Regions from separate parts of the Mus musculus genome. Here region 1 is linked to region 2. A link is a contact called in ENCODE Hi-C data. All regions are on one chromosome and are shown on one strand. Each heading gives the region's core, a stretch centred on a gene start or an enhancer-like site at or near the end of the contact. The rest is flanking DNA. Distances are from core to core; before and after follow the strand shown.

Region 1 (6,775 bases), core at 4,167-6,666, 330 kb after region 2:
TAGGGTTTTGCTCTGTAGCCTTGAACTTACAATTTTGTGACCTCAGCCTCCTGAGTACTAATGTCCCACCATGCCTCACATCTAGGGTGGCCTTTTAAAAACTAAATGTCCCATTAGGACATTCTCTTCCTCAAAGTATTTCAGTAGCTCCCCATCGTCCTTGGAATAAAATGTAACACGTGCTCTGTGAGCCCCTGCATGGGCTTCCTTCTATCTGATCAGCTGTCACTGGAGGTTTCTGCTCCTCTGGAGGGCCAGGGCCAGGGCACTCTTGCCTCTGGACATTTGTGGTTACAGTGCCCTTCCTTTGTGATTTCTTCTGCCACTCTCTTGTCATTTGTGTCTTAGCTCTAAACAAGCCTTTTTATTATTGATAAGTCTGATGCTTGGAACAGGCCTTGAGAGAGGGCGAGAATCACACAGGGGAAGCTGGAGACTGGGAGGTCTGGGTCTAGCAGCACAGAGCATGGTAGGTTGAGGAAGTTGTGTAACCAGCCTGTGCCTGTGCCCAGCCAGTACACCAAATTTTCATCTGTAAATATATTAGACATGGTGATTTCTAGTCTGGAATCCAAGGAGATGATCCTTACCCGGTCCATATAGCAAAGCAAGGCAAATGGGGTTGAAGTCTCTGCACCCTGCCTTCACCATATACAGGGGTTTCTCACATCTAAACTGACAATGCTTCCATTTTTGGTTCCTGTTTTAAGTCTGATGCACGATCTTGCAGCCTTTTTCCTCCTTAGGAGCTTTCTGGGGTGTCATGGCCCAGCCCTCCTCTCTCATCTGGATGTCTAGATAGTAGTTTATAAACAAGTAGGACTACCCTTTGGGTACAAGAGTTTATTTGTTTCACCCCAACACCCATTCCCTCCTTTGTACCTGTTCCCCCTCCCCCCACCCCCATTTAAACACACCCTTTTGGGTTTAGTCTCCTTGGGCAAATTGAGCCACTCACCTTGGTAGGATGGGTGGCCTCTTGTTTGGTGGCCTTTGGGATTACTTTGGTGGTAAAGCATCGGTCCCTGTTCACCTTGACTGTTGGACTCTAATGGGAGAGAGGAATCAGGAGTAAGGAAGGAGGCAGGAAGGATGAGATGGTCTTACCAGGAAATCCAAAGGACCCAAAGTCGAGGCTTTGCAATTTGGGGGAAGATAAATGGTCTCACCTTTTGGGGAGATAAGAGTTGAAGTTTCTCCTCTTGCTTGCTCCTAGAAGAGTCAGGGATGACAGGAGGAACCTAGGCTTGCCAACCCCTCTCCCCCTTTGTAAGTACAATTATTATGCCCCATGGAATTGTTCCCCTAGAGGTAACTGCTGGAGCTCAGTACTTCTGGTAGCTTCTACGTACAGTTCTAGTACCCTACACAGCAGAGGCCTACCACAGGTTTCCATACCTCACCCCAGCGTTTGCCGTGGGGGAAACTGCCTTCATATCCTTCCTGCATGGATACTGGGGGTGGAGTCTGCTGAGGTGCTCCACCTTTTTGGTCATTAACTCATAGGCTATGTCATCTGCCCAGAACATGCCTGTAGGGTGAAAAGACAGACTGAATTGGCACCAGGGGCCAGAGTGACCTCTCCCTCAAGTATATGTAAGACTGATTTTTTTCCCTTGACTTTTCATTTCATTCTATATATCATTATCAATATCATTGTGAATGTGTGTGTGTGTGCATGTCTGTGTGTACGTGTGCATGTGTGTGTGTCTGTACATGTGCATGTGGTTGTTGGAGATCAGAGTAAGATTTATGCCTTTATAAGTGGTCTGAACACTGGAACCAGTTCATCTGCTCAGTGGCAAGTGCCTTTACCCACTGAGCTATCCGGTTGGTTCTTCACCTTGTGTTTTGAAATAGGGTCCTTCACTGAATTGATTAGTCTGAACTAATAACTGTCCAGGGATCTCCATCTCTACCCTCCCTGCCACCCACACCCTCCACTGCACTGGTTTCACCAGCACACACCACTACTCCTGTTCTGTGTGGTTGATGGGGATTAAAACTCAGGACCTCACAATTGGATGGCAGACACTTTCCAGCTGAGCAACCTCCCCAGACCTAAGATTTAATATTTCTGACAGATTCCCTGCTGACGACACCCATGCTGCTGGTCTAGGATGCACCTTGAGACTTACAGATCTAAGGAAGCGCATACTTCTTAAAGTATTGGGTATGATAATGTGGATTCAAGGTAGATTTCTTCTCCTACCTACATGCATGTGAACATCTATGGAAGGGTCAGCCTTCTATCAATAATGGATTCCCTACTACCTTCCATCTCTCTCTTCTACTACATAGCTTCCTCGCTTTCTATACAAAGGCTGAGGTTTGCAGCTGGTCTCTTGGCTGAGCACTTAAGGAATCTCAGCTCTGGGGGGTGGGGTGGGGGTGGGGGACTCAGACTGTGATAGAGGTTGGGACCAGTTCCAAGGACCTGTGTGCTGTTTGTTCTCTTCCTGGGTGTTCAGCAGCCTCTTCTTCCCTTCCCCACTAAGGTAATAAGAAACTAGAGGCATCCAACAACAGAAATCCTATCCCCTGGCCAATAGTCTTTTACTATCTCCCCAACAGCTGACCAGGACCCCACCTCTGCTCTGCAGCTTTTGCTTACCTTCGGGTACAATCTGGTGGAATATAAGTTGTAAGTACTGGAAGACTGAAGCAATAAGTCCTTGGAATGTCCAGAGCTGTTCCGATCCCACTTGGCCCTGACCATCTAAGAGCAAAACAGGGTGCTGTCAGCAAGCACCTTGGTCAGATTCACTTCAAATCCCAGCTGAAGAGACACTGATATCTCCCCCCCCCTCATTGTTAACAATAGAGACAGGTTCTTTCCTCCTCTTCCACATCACCCCTGGCCCCTGAACTCTGTTTACTCTTCTTATTGTTGCTTGAGATAGGACCTTTTACAAATAGTTGCAGATGTCCTGGAACTCACTCTGTAGACCAGGCTGGCCTCGAACTCAGAGATCTGCCTGCCTCTGCCTCCAGGTGCTGGGATTTATGCTGAGTACCAGCACACCTGGCTTTCCTTCACTCTTGGTATCCATATCTAGCCAAGAACCAAGCACACAGGCAAAAGTAGCATGTGAAGGTGCAGGTGGAAAGAATCCTGGGAGCCGCCCACATGTGATGGACGGGGAGAACATGAAGAAGCAGATGAGCTGCTCCCTGAGGAAAACTTGGAAGGCAGGAGGGATTGTGGGAAAGAACTTGAATCCTTAGAAAGAAAGTACCAGCTCCCAAGGTGTCTTCAAGAAGTTGGGTCTCGCCGGGTGGTGGTGGCACACACCTTTAATCCCAGCACTTGGGAGGCAGAGGCAGGCAGATTTCTGAGTTCGAGGCCAGCCTGGTCTACAGAGTGAGTTCCAGGAAAGTCAGGGCTACACAGAGAAACTCTGTCTCAAAAAAAAAAAAAAAAAAAAAAAGAAAAGAAGAAAAGAAAAAAAGAAAAAGAAGTTAGGTCTCAGCCTACTTTCCATACCAAATCTGAAGATGTTCAAGACTCTAATACAACATATTATTTGTATGTTACTTATACATATCTTTCTGCATACTTTATTTTCAATCGCATTTAGCATGTGTGTGTGTGTGTGCACATCCACACACGTGAACACATGCACATAAAAATATAAGCCACAGCATGAGTCTGGAGATCTGAGGACAACGTCCATAGTCAATTCTCTCTTTCTACCGTGTGCATCCTAGGGAATCAACTCAAGGTTGTCGAGCTTGGTGGCAAGTGTATTTATCTACTGAGTCCTCCTGCCAGTCTCTTCCTGTATATTTTAAACAACCTCCCAATTATTTATAATAGCCAATATATAACGTAAATAGCTGTTTTATGCATTGCTTAGAGAATAATGACGGTGCATGTGTCTGCATTCAATCTATAGTTGGTAGAATTGAGGACGCAGAGTTTCATGATGAAGAATGTGGGGGCAGGGAAGGCTGACTGTATTCCTATGTGTAAGGTCTGAAGGTTGGGATTTTTTCCCCTGAAACACAATTTGCTCAATGGTGTGTAAGAGAAGGGCAGGGATGAAGGATAAGTGAGTAGTGTTAAAGAAAAAAATTCTCCCTGTTCCACTTCAGTTAATTAAAAAACAAACAACAACAATAAAACAAAACAAAACAAAACTCTTTGTCTTGCTATGTATCTCAGGCTAGCCTCAAATCATAGGTCTTCCAAGAATGGGCAATTCTCTCCCTCACTCCATTCAGATAGATTCACAATACAGTTTCCTGGCCCTAGAAAGAAGTAGAGGTTCTAGTGTCCTGGTAAAAAAGAGAACTTCCAAAGAAGAGGCTATGTTCAGTCTGAGAGGGTGTCTGGTAAAGTACATGGGGAAACCAGGATCCACAGAATGGGCTGGAGCTGTCCGTGGTGCTGAGGAGGGTCAGATGTAGTCATTGCGGGCGGTAATGACAACGCCTTGGCACCTGCACTTCCCACCCCCCATTCTACTCCGTTCCCACCCTGCCTCAGTTCTCCCCTTGTTTGACACCAGATCTCCACCCGCAGTGTTTTGCGAATCCTCTGCATTGGCTTCCAAACCCAAGAATCCCGCAGGGAGATGGGGCGTCAGACTAGGACTTTGTGCAATGGTCTGCGCAGGTATTCTGAGGCTGCGCAGTCTTTCCCCGACTGTTACCAAGTGAGTGCCGGCCAGGTCCATCCAGGATGGCGCAGATCAGAACAGGAGGAAGTAGAATGGTCTCCCTCCAACCTGTTTCACCCCAACCTAGCTTCCCCCACTTCATGAAACCGGGTCCAGCCCCTGTACTCTGCAGGTTTATGGCTGAGCCTTGATTCTGTCTCTCAGCCCCACCCACTTATTCCCTTGATAAGATAACCAAATACGAGCACTCCTGGTTTTCCACTTAGTCCTGGTTATCTCTTTCCTGACCCCCCCCCCCCCGAAACGTCTGGGGTGTACTGCAGCCACCCTTGGCTCATCTGTTTTTCCTACTCTTTCCCCAACCCCCAACCTTTCCCTGGGTCGTTCCTTCTGTCTAGACCCTGAACACCAAATGCCAAGACTGCTTCTGTCCCGCTGAAACCCTCTGCGTTTCTCTATTGTCATCCTAAACGGTTTTCCTCCTGAGTCTTTTAGCCTTGAAGGCCAGAACCTCTGCTCTCAGAATTGCTCTCTGGCCTGTCCGCACTCCCCACCCCCACCCCAAGTTCTCTCCTGACCGTGGGCGTTTATGTCGCTGCAGCTGCCTGGACGACTGTAAAGCAGAAGGAAGCAGACCAGTAGCTGAAGATGCCCGGAGCCCGCGGGCTTTAACGAACTCTGCATCTTGGCTGGATCCAAACTCACGGTTCCTCGAGCTAGGTCGTAGTGGAAGTAGCAACAATAGCCAGGGGGCCTGTGCCAGGATGTCACTTTTCACCCTCTAGCGCTAGAGACGCGACAAGAGATCTGCAGAGCCCTCCTCTGCAATTCGGCCAATCACAAGCAGGCTCTGCCCCTGCAGCTGCTTACCCAAGTTAGCCATCCTCTTTGGCCTCTCTCCATTCTACCTTTTGGAATTTCTGCCCCCCACCCTCTACACACTTTTCCAGATAAGCCGCCATTCTCAATCTCCAAGGAAGGAGAGACTGATTGCATATGAGATGGGGGTGGAAATGGAACCAACTTCATGTGTTTGGTTGTGATATTTAAATATGAACTGCGAGGGAAGAGTGAGCACTCAGCCTGATGACTGGTTATTGCCTTCGACCTCGTTTTCTCTTCATCCATTTAAAATCTTTTAGCAACCATATGGGTTCAACCCGCAAAACACTGAATGTCCATCCTTATTTTCCCACAGCCATTGTGGTTGCCCAAATCCTAACCACCGTACACTTTAAAATAGATCTATTTCGATAACTAAGTACCTGGCACACTGCCACTTGTCCCGTGCCATGTTTCTAAGCTCCAATGTTAAGTTTTGTTGTAAAGTGGGTGTTTTTTGGGTTGATGCTTTGTGGAGTCTCTGGATTGCATTGTCTTTCTTCAGTATTTACTGCTCAGGGTGTTTTGAGACTCGGTGAGGTGTTTAGGAAGACCCTCTAATTTTGTGGGTTCTGGCTCCAGGCTTTGCCTCCTTAGAACCGTGGCAGCTGCCAAAATCTTTGCTCAGATATCTGGCTTTTCCTTTAGGCTCTTGGAAATCTCACCCCTGTGCATGTGCTATTTAGAAGATAGCTGAGAATTTAGGGGAGATTTGCATTCAGATTTCAGGTTCTCTCTCTGTAGACCACTCATTACCCAGAATTCCTCTTCAGTTTCTGGCTGCCTTGGCACCTAAGAACCTGCAACTCTGCTCCCCAGCCTGTTCCACCATTACTTTCTGCTAGAGTCTGTTGGTGCTGAAGGGAACGGTGAACTGTCCGCCGTGTCGTGGGGGGAAATGTAGAACTCACCTGGTGGAACATTTACTCACCAAGGGTTATGATCCCAATCACTTTTCTTCCTTTTGTTTGGACTCTGTGTCTTCACACAGTTTCATTTGTCTTTTGCCTGGAAAAAAAAAATATATATAGTCAGTATATATTAACAGGACTGTCTGGCACAAGGTGTTTTCCCACGCCAGGATCTGAAAGTTTGTTGTCACCGATTATATGCTTAACATTTTATTTTTTAAATGATTTATAGAAGCAATTTGAGAGGTGCTATAAAACAATGAATTGGCATATACCACCCAGGAGGGAAACTTAAGACTCAGGAAACCATAAAGGGAAGCTTGTTAAGACTCAGAGAAATTTCTTTTCTTTTTTCTT
Region 2 (6,938 bases), core at 4,410-6,909:
AGGGCCAGAGCCTTCCTGGTGAGGAGGCCTTTGGATCCAGCACAGCAGTTCCAGGAGGGCAGTGGTTAGAGTCCCTTCAGCTTCCTGCCCCAGACATGCCCAGTGGATGGAAGGTGCTCTCTTCTAGCAAGAGACGCCCCAGGCGGTAGAGCATCTGAGGGTACCAGTGAACACCCTCACTTGGGGTCCAGCTGCCCCATGCCAAACTGGGAAACAGTCGCAGGGGCCAGAAGGCCAACTGAGCCAGATGGTGGTCAGCCACAGCTGCAAAGCAGGAGGCCACCACATCCTCCACCACAAGTGTCCCATGCCTTGTGAGAGGAGCATAGGACCCAAGGGCCACGTGGGTGGAGACAGCTGCCACCCGAGCAGGCTGGAGGCCTGGTACCCCTGATACCAGCACATATTGGCCTGGTTGCACATGGCTGGCAAATGTGGCCCGGAAGTGGGCTGCTGGTTCTGTATGATTGTCCGCAATGAAGAGCAGGTGGGCAGGCGTGAGCGCCAGCCGACGCGGAGGATCCTGAGTCTCGATGACCTGGAAAGCTCTCAGCCGGTTTGGCTCGCGGTCCAGGAAAATAAGCACATCACTGAAGGTGGGGGTCCCATCCTCCCCCATGGCCAGCACCCGGTCTCCTGGCTTTACAGCTGACAGGGCCACACGCTCCCCGTTCTCTAGGCGCACCTGGGCTCCGGCAGGAAAGCAGCCACCTGTCTTGGCAGCGGCCGAATGCTCTGTAGGTAGAAGGGACATGAAGGTGTTACTGCTGGATGCTTACTCTCAGACACAGTGTCCCGCCCCTAGTACCCTAACCCAGGAGAGCTTCTCTTGCTTTCAGATACCCCCCATCACTATACCCCACTCTTTGATAACCCACCACCAACCCATAGCTTGATCCTCTGCCCTTCTTCTCTCTAGCCCAAACCCTAGCCACTGAGAGGAACACACAGGGGCTGGAGCACCAGATGATGTCCCCACTAGATTCTGTCGTGAATTCCAGAGGCTGGAGGTCAGCAAAGCTGCTACTGTGACCTGAACCCAAGAGAGCCTTGTGGAAATAGAGAAGCTGGCTTAGCTTTGCTAGGGTCTGTTCTACCACTTGATCAAATACCTCCAAGAAATGGCCCTCCCAGAGTGGCATTCTAAGGACTGTGACAGAGCTGACCCGTGGAAAAAACAGGCTCCTGAAGCATCCCCAGATCGAGTGCTCAGGGGGTGGGGCAACGACAAGGACAAAGCCCATCATTTTCAGTTCATATGTTGGTCCCTTATGCGGGGGGGGGGGGGGGCGGGGGCGGACATAGTGGCGTCAGATGGTGGAATGGAGGTCAGCGTTTGGAGTCAGGAGTAATGAACAGGATGGGCCACTTGGCGAGCTGACCTTTGGACCGGTGTTTATAGATGAAGTGGGTATGATTTTAGGTACACACAGTTGGAAGGGTCAGGTTGTGGGTGGGGGTAGTAGGTAGGATCACCCTTGTGAAACCCGGGGGAATCAAAAATACCCCCCCAAAAAAGTCTAGTGTGCCAGTCTTTGAGTGCAACTACTATATAGTCCTATGTAGAGGGGGTGTGCAGTCGAGTGGGACCCACAGAACCATGTGAAGCATTTGTGAGTGGGTTAAGTGTAAGTGACAGGGACACTGGTGAGACTGGGGATGAGGGGCAAGGCTCCAGTGCCTGCCAGTTCTGATCAACAAGGCGGCCAATCTGGGAAAAATCCACTTTATTGAGTCCATTTACCTCCAAAATGTCCAGCTTTGGGGCTCTGGGGAGGAGATTGGGGACGCCTGCGCCCCTCTGGGAGGCCTGACCTGCATTTGCGTGGTAGATTCTGAAACTCTAGGCTTCTGGTCGGGCACTCTGATGTCTAGACACACTCTGGCCCCTAGCCCCATCATGCCTTGTTCTGCATGGGCCTGGATCGGGGACAGTGGTGCCTGCCAACCTGGCTTCCTTCATCTCTTCAACTTGTTCTGTCTTGCACTTCCTGTGGCAGTCTCTGGGCTGTGGACCACCAGGTCAGCACTCAGTGGTTCGGGAAATAGGCCCTGTCTCTCTAGGCTCCTGCCGGGACACTACCGGACATGGGAGGAGCAAGCAGTCCAAAGCAGCTGCAGGGAGCGCTGCCGCCGCCGCCGCCGCCGCCGCCTCGGAAATCCTCTTCCCTCGGGTCCCCGCCTCCATCCCCCGGAGGCCATCTTCTCCTTGGCCCTAGCGGGCTTTGCGCTGCCTGCCCACTCCCTGCGGCCCCGGCCCCGGGCCCAGCCCCCCGGCAGCAGCGGCTCACCAGACTTGACAGAGCAATGCACGTGGGCCTTGGACTCGTAATACACCCAGTCGAAGCCGGCCTCCACTGCTAAGCGCGCCAGCAGTCCATACTTATTTCGGTCACGGTCTGAGGTGGTGATATCCACCGCGCGGCCCTCATAGTGTAAAGACTCCTCTGAGTGATGGCCATCTTCATCCCAGCCTTCGGTCACCCGCAGTTTCACACCAGGCCACTGGTTCATGACAGAGATGGCCAGTGAGTTCAGACGGTCCTTGCAGCGCTGTGGAGGGGAACGAAGTTCGAAGTTAGGGAAAGGAAGCCACCCGGTGGGGAGCAGGTGACAGAAGATTCGACAGCACTCATGGGACTTGGAAAACTTGGAAGGACCTCTGCCCTTTTCCCTTAGGAGTAGAGGACTCTAAATGTGTTCTCCCAGTCTAGCAGCTTTGAGTCCCCAGGGACCTAGGCCACACAGTGGCGCCACGGATCTGGAGGACGCATGGAGTCATGAACTCTCAGGGGACTCTTCTCCAGTCTGTGGAGATCCACTTGGCTCCCTGTCACTTGCTTGGCGTTTGGATTCGCCACAAGGGTAGCTATGCTTTTCCAGGGCCCGGTTGCTCGGTTTTACCTAGGCATCAAGGTGGGTTGTCTGTCACGAGGGAGGAAATTTTAACAGCCTGCGGGCTGGCCTGCTGGGCATGCAAGGCCAAAGGTGCCCAGTAGGTGTCACCGCAGCCTCAGAGCTGAGGCCACCAGACACCGAGCCCTGCCAGTACGGCAGGTGCAGACCCAACAGCGGCCCGGATCTGGGGGTGGGGGTGAGGGTTGGTAGAAATTTCTAGTTCTTCTTAGATTCCGCCAGCAAGTGACACGAAACGTTCCCGTTGGAACCTTCTTTTGAACCCACACCTGCCTATGCTTAGCTGGAGACACCTCAGGCAGAGAGCCAGTCCCCCTCCTCTCTGACTTGGACACAGGGAGACCCCCTAGAAGGGACCTGTAAACTCTCCCACCTCCACCAGGGTGTAGTGTCCCTATTTAGGAAAGGATGGAGAAATAACCGAGCCTATGATCTCAAGAAACTGGCCCTGAATCCTTGGATCTTCCTTGAACAGCGACACCCTAGGGGGATCATCAGTGGCTGCCTATTCATGAATCCCTGTCCTTTGCCCAAGGGACCGTGCACTTGACTGAAGGAAGGGGGTGGAGTTTCCACCTACGAGGAAGGAGCCCTCCACTAGTCTTTAACACCTAGGTAAGGTGTGAGATCCCGCCAAGTATCTATCAACCTACCTCTGCCCCCACAGAGCCTAGGCCCTTACAGACCCTTGGACTTAACCTCAAGAGCCAACAGTGACTAAATCCATACTGTGCAGCCTGGCTTGAGGGTGCTCACTGCCCTCACCCCCACCGCCCGGGGGTGTAGCTCGGTTCTGGTAGCTCCTTCTAGATCCCTGTGATCGAGTTCTTAAACCTCACTAGCCAGCTGCCGCCTGACTCTTCCCCTCTACCCCCTCCTTCGGGTACAGAGCCTGGGCCCTCGCTGTCAATGATTGCCCAGCCTGTGGCCCGGATCCTTATCTGCATTCCTCGGCGCCCAGCCCGGCCCGGCCACCGGCCAACCTTCGGCCCCGACATCGGCCGGCCGGCCCCGGCGCCAGGGCGCATGCTGAAGGCCGTGGTTAAGCTGCTCTTCCTAAAGGCAGTCTTCTAACAGGGGAAGAGCCGATAGACCCTAGCGGAAAGGGGTGTGTATCTTTCCCAAGGCACACCAGACTTCGGAGAAAGAAGTGTGTGTCCTTGATGTCTGGTGGAGTTGGGTCCTGCTCCGTGCATGCAGAGATAAGTTAGTGTCAGCTCTGCTCCCTGCCTTCCTAGGCATCCCTACTCCTATTTCCAATCTTTCTTGTCCGTGCTACCAAGCTCAAGGATTCCCCAAGCTTGGTCTCAGAGCCTGAAGGCTCCAGCACCCCACCCTTTAACCGCAACCGCGCCGCTCAGCCCTCGCGACAGACACGTGGGCTCCCTCGGCTGGTTCCCTTTCCTACCTCTGTCTCCACATTCGACTTTCTTTCCCCTGCTATTCCTTAAGCCCAGAACCAGCCAAGTCGCTGCTCCAGGAGAGGGCAGCGCAGCTAACCAAGGGCACAAGGGAAGGGAAGGCCACGGGGTCCCCGGTGTCCTGAGCTTCTTCGCCTCAGGGATGCCAAACGGCTTCGTAATGACCAGGGCTGGGCTGTGAGAAATGTTAGGCCGAGAGGGATTTCGTGGTTCCCGGAGGCACAAGAGGCAGCCAGGTCCAGGTACCTTCAAGTTCCAGATTTGACCTGAGCTGCCAGCACTCGCGGGCAGAGGGGCCGCCCGCCAACCTGCGGGGCTTGGCAGCGGCAGAAAGCTCCTCTCAAAGACACCGGGCGGGATCCCGGATGCTAACACTCCCGCGGGGTTCCTTGGCCAGCCCATCTTGGGCAGAAAGACACCCGGGATTCACAAGAAGGGCAGGTGCCAGGGGGCGTGCCAGGCAGTCGAGAAAAAAGGTGCTAGAAGAGAGGATAGGGCCGGGCAGGTGGCGATGCTTCGATGGCGCGCTGGGAGGACCGATCGCGCTCACCTGGGTCATGAGGCGGTCGGCACCCGTGTTCTCCTCGTCCTTGAAGATGATGTCGGGATTGTAGTTGGGGGTGAGCTCTTTGAAGCGCTCAGAGCTGCGCGCGATCTTGCCTTCGTAGCGCCCGCTGGCGCCCAGGGTCTTCTCCGGCACGTTGGGGCTGAACTGCTTGTAGGCAAGAGGCACGAGCTTGCGAGGCGGCCTCCGGCGGCTGCCCACCACCCGGCCCGGCCCGCAGCCCCGCGCCGCCGGCACCAGAAGCAGCAGCAGCAGGAACAGACAGAACCGCAGTCGGGGCCGGAGCCAGGCGGGAGACATGGCCGGGTAGCCCGGGAGAGCAGCGGGCGAGGGCGCCTGGTGGGCTGATAGGTGGGCGCGTGGCTGGGACAGCTTCGGGGACTCAGGCGTCTGGGTGGCTCTTGGGGACTCCATGCGGGGGCGCCATGGGCAGCGCGACGCGGCTCAAGGCCGACGGGACTCAGGTGCGGGGCGGGGGCCCGGGGCCCTGGCTGGTGGCGGCGTGCTGTCCCCCTCGGCGCCTCGACTCTGAGCTGCCCGGCTCGCCGGCCGCCAATAAATAGGCCGGCCCGTTTGTTTTGGCAACGCGGCGACGGCGGGGGGCGGCGGGCGGCGGGGCTGAGGGCCGGCGGGCTGGGCTGGGCTGGCCCGGCCGGCGGACTGAAGGGACCCGCGGTTAGCACCCCGGCCCGGCGGTCAGGCGGCTCGGGCAGAGCGGGAGCTGCTGCCGTCTGCGGCGCAGCCCGGGGTCGAGTGAGAGGGGAAATGGAAGAGATCCGGGCTCGGGACCCGCGCAGACCGCACCCTATCCATGTCCCTGCCTCCTGCGCGCTCGACAGCGAACCTGCAGCAAGGGCAGCACAGCCTCCTCCCCCTCCGGCGGGCGGCCCCAAGGCTAGCCAGCCCTGTCCCGCGCGCTCCTCAGCCGCGCGTCCACCCGCCCGCTGCCCTTTGCGCCCCCTGCGCTGCCTGCGATTGTCCTCCTGACGGGCCTCACCCCACCCTGGTCTCTCCTTCCCGTTCCTTGCGGCTCCTGGGAGCCCCACCAGGCGCAAATCTCCTGGACAGGAGATGCCACCCCCACGGAGACCGCAACCCACGTCGCAGCCGGACGCAAGAGGGGGGTAGTGGCCGGACCGCACAACCGCCTACGGTGTCCCCTGCGGAGAAGCAAACCCGAAAGCTGGAGGTCATTCATAACCTGGTGCCCCACCCTGGCCCTGGCAACATTCCCTTTCTCAGCTTGGAGGAGCAGGGTTCTGTATTGACCTGGTGCACAGCTGGGGACCCTATACTGCCCAGTACAGAACTAGGGGATGCGGGTGGAGGCAATGTAGCCTTGTCAGGAGTCAAATAGGACTGGAAACACTGTTAAAAACAAGGGAGAAAGGCCATACAGAATAACAGCCTGAAGTGGGGACATCCACAGAGAGGGAAGAGCACTGAGCGTGCTGCATAAACAACAAACAAACAAACAAGCAAACAAACAAACGGATCCCAATCCACCTGCAGACGGGCACTGCCTGGGAATCACTCGCTCCTCCTCGTCCTACTTCAGAAGTGTTAGAAGCCACGGACTCTGCAGAGACTGCCCGGGAAGCGAATGAGGGTTGTGCACTTTAATAGAACATCCAGGAAGGCAGATGAATTATAATCTATACTGCCCAAACCAGAAGACGCAAGTGTGTTAACGGGCACAGATCACCACCACAATGTCAAATCTTGTGCTGTTTGCGACGGGTTCCACAAATTTAATAAAGTTATAATTAGAAAGCTCAATCTTCCTCCCTCACCCTCACCCTCAACCCCTTCCTTTCTTTACAGATGGAGTCTCTCACCTACGGAGTCCAGGCTAGCCTTGAGCTCTGGATTCTCTTGCTTCCATTTCCGGAGTGCTGGGATGGCAGGGGAGTAGTACCACCATGCTAGACATGCTAGAGAAATCATGATGCTACACACACACACACACACACACACACACACGTGCGCGTGCACCTTCCTCTACCAAAGGAAACCGTGATGATCTATATTTGAAG

The links. Hi-C counts contacts between places; a loop is a spot of excess contacts on that map.
Region 1: a loop to region 2 is called in a map of v-Abl transformed pro-B cells, with 2.6 times the contacts of the local background. The contact joins the promoter of Resp18 here to the promoter of Ihh in region 2. A Hi-C loop is called at or near these places in 4 of 37 maps with a recorded cell type or tissue (Patski, T-helper 17 cell, regulatory T cell and 1 more).

The regions. Positions count from the first base shown.
Region 1 is chr1:75,272,999-75,279,773 of GRCm38, forward strand. Resp18 (regulated endocrine-specific protein 18) reads right to left here and starts at 5,417. Exons shown (of 6, transcript NM_009049.2): 1 at 5,204-5,417; 2 at 2,615-2,719; 3 at 1,399-1,531; 4 at 1,170-1,212; 5 at 959-1,048. The coding sequence starts at 5,309.
Region 2 is chr1:74,946,013-74,952,950 of GRCm38, forward strand. It overlaps Ihh (Indian hedgehog), which reads right to left and starts at 5,660. Exons shown (of 3, transcript NM_010544.3): 1 at 4,888-5,660; 2 at 2,292-2,553; 3 at 1-735. The coding sequence starts at 5,202. The coding sequence ends at 77.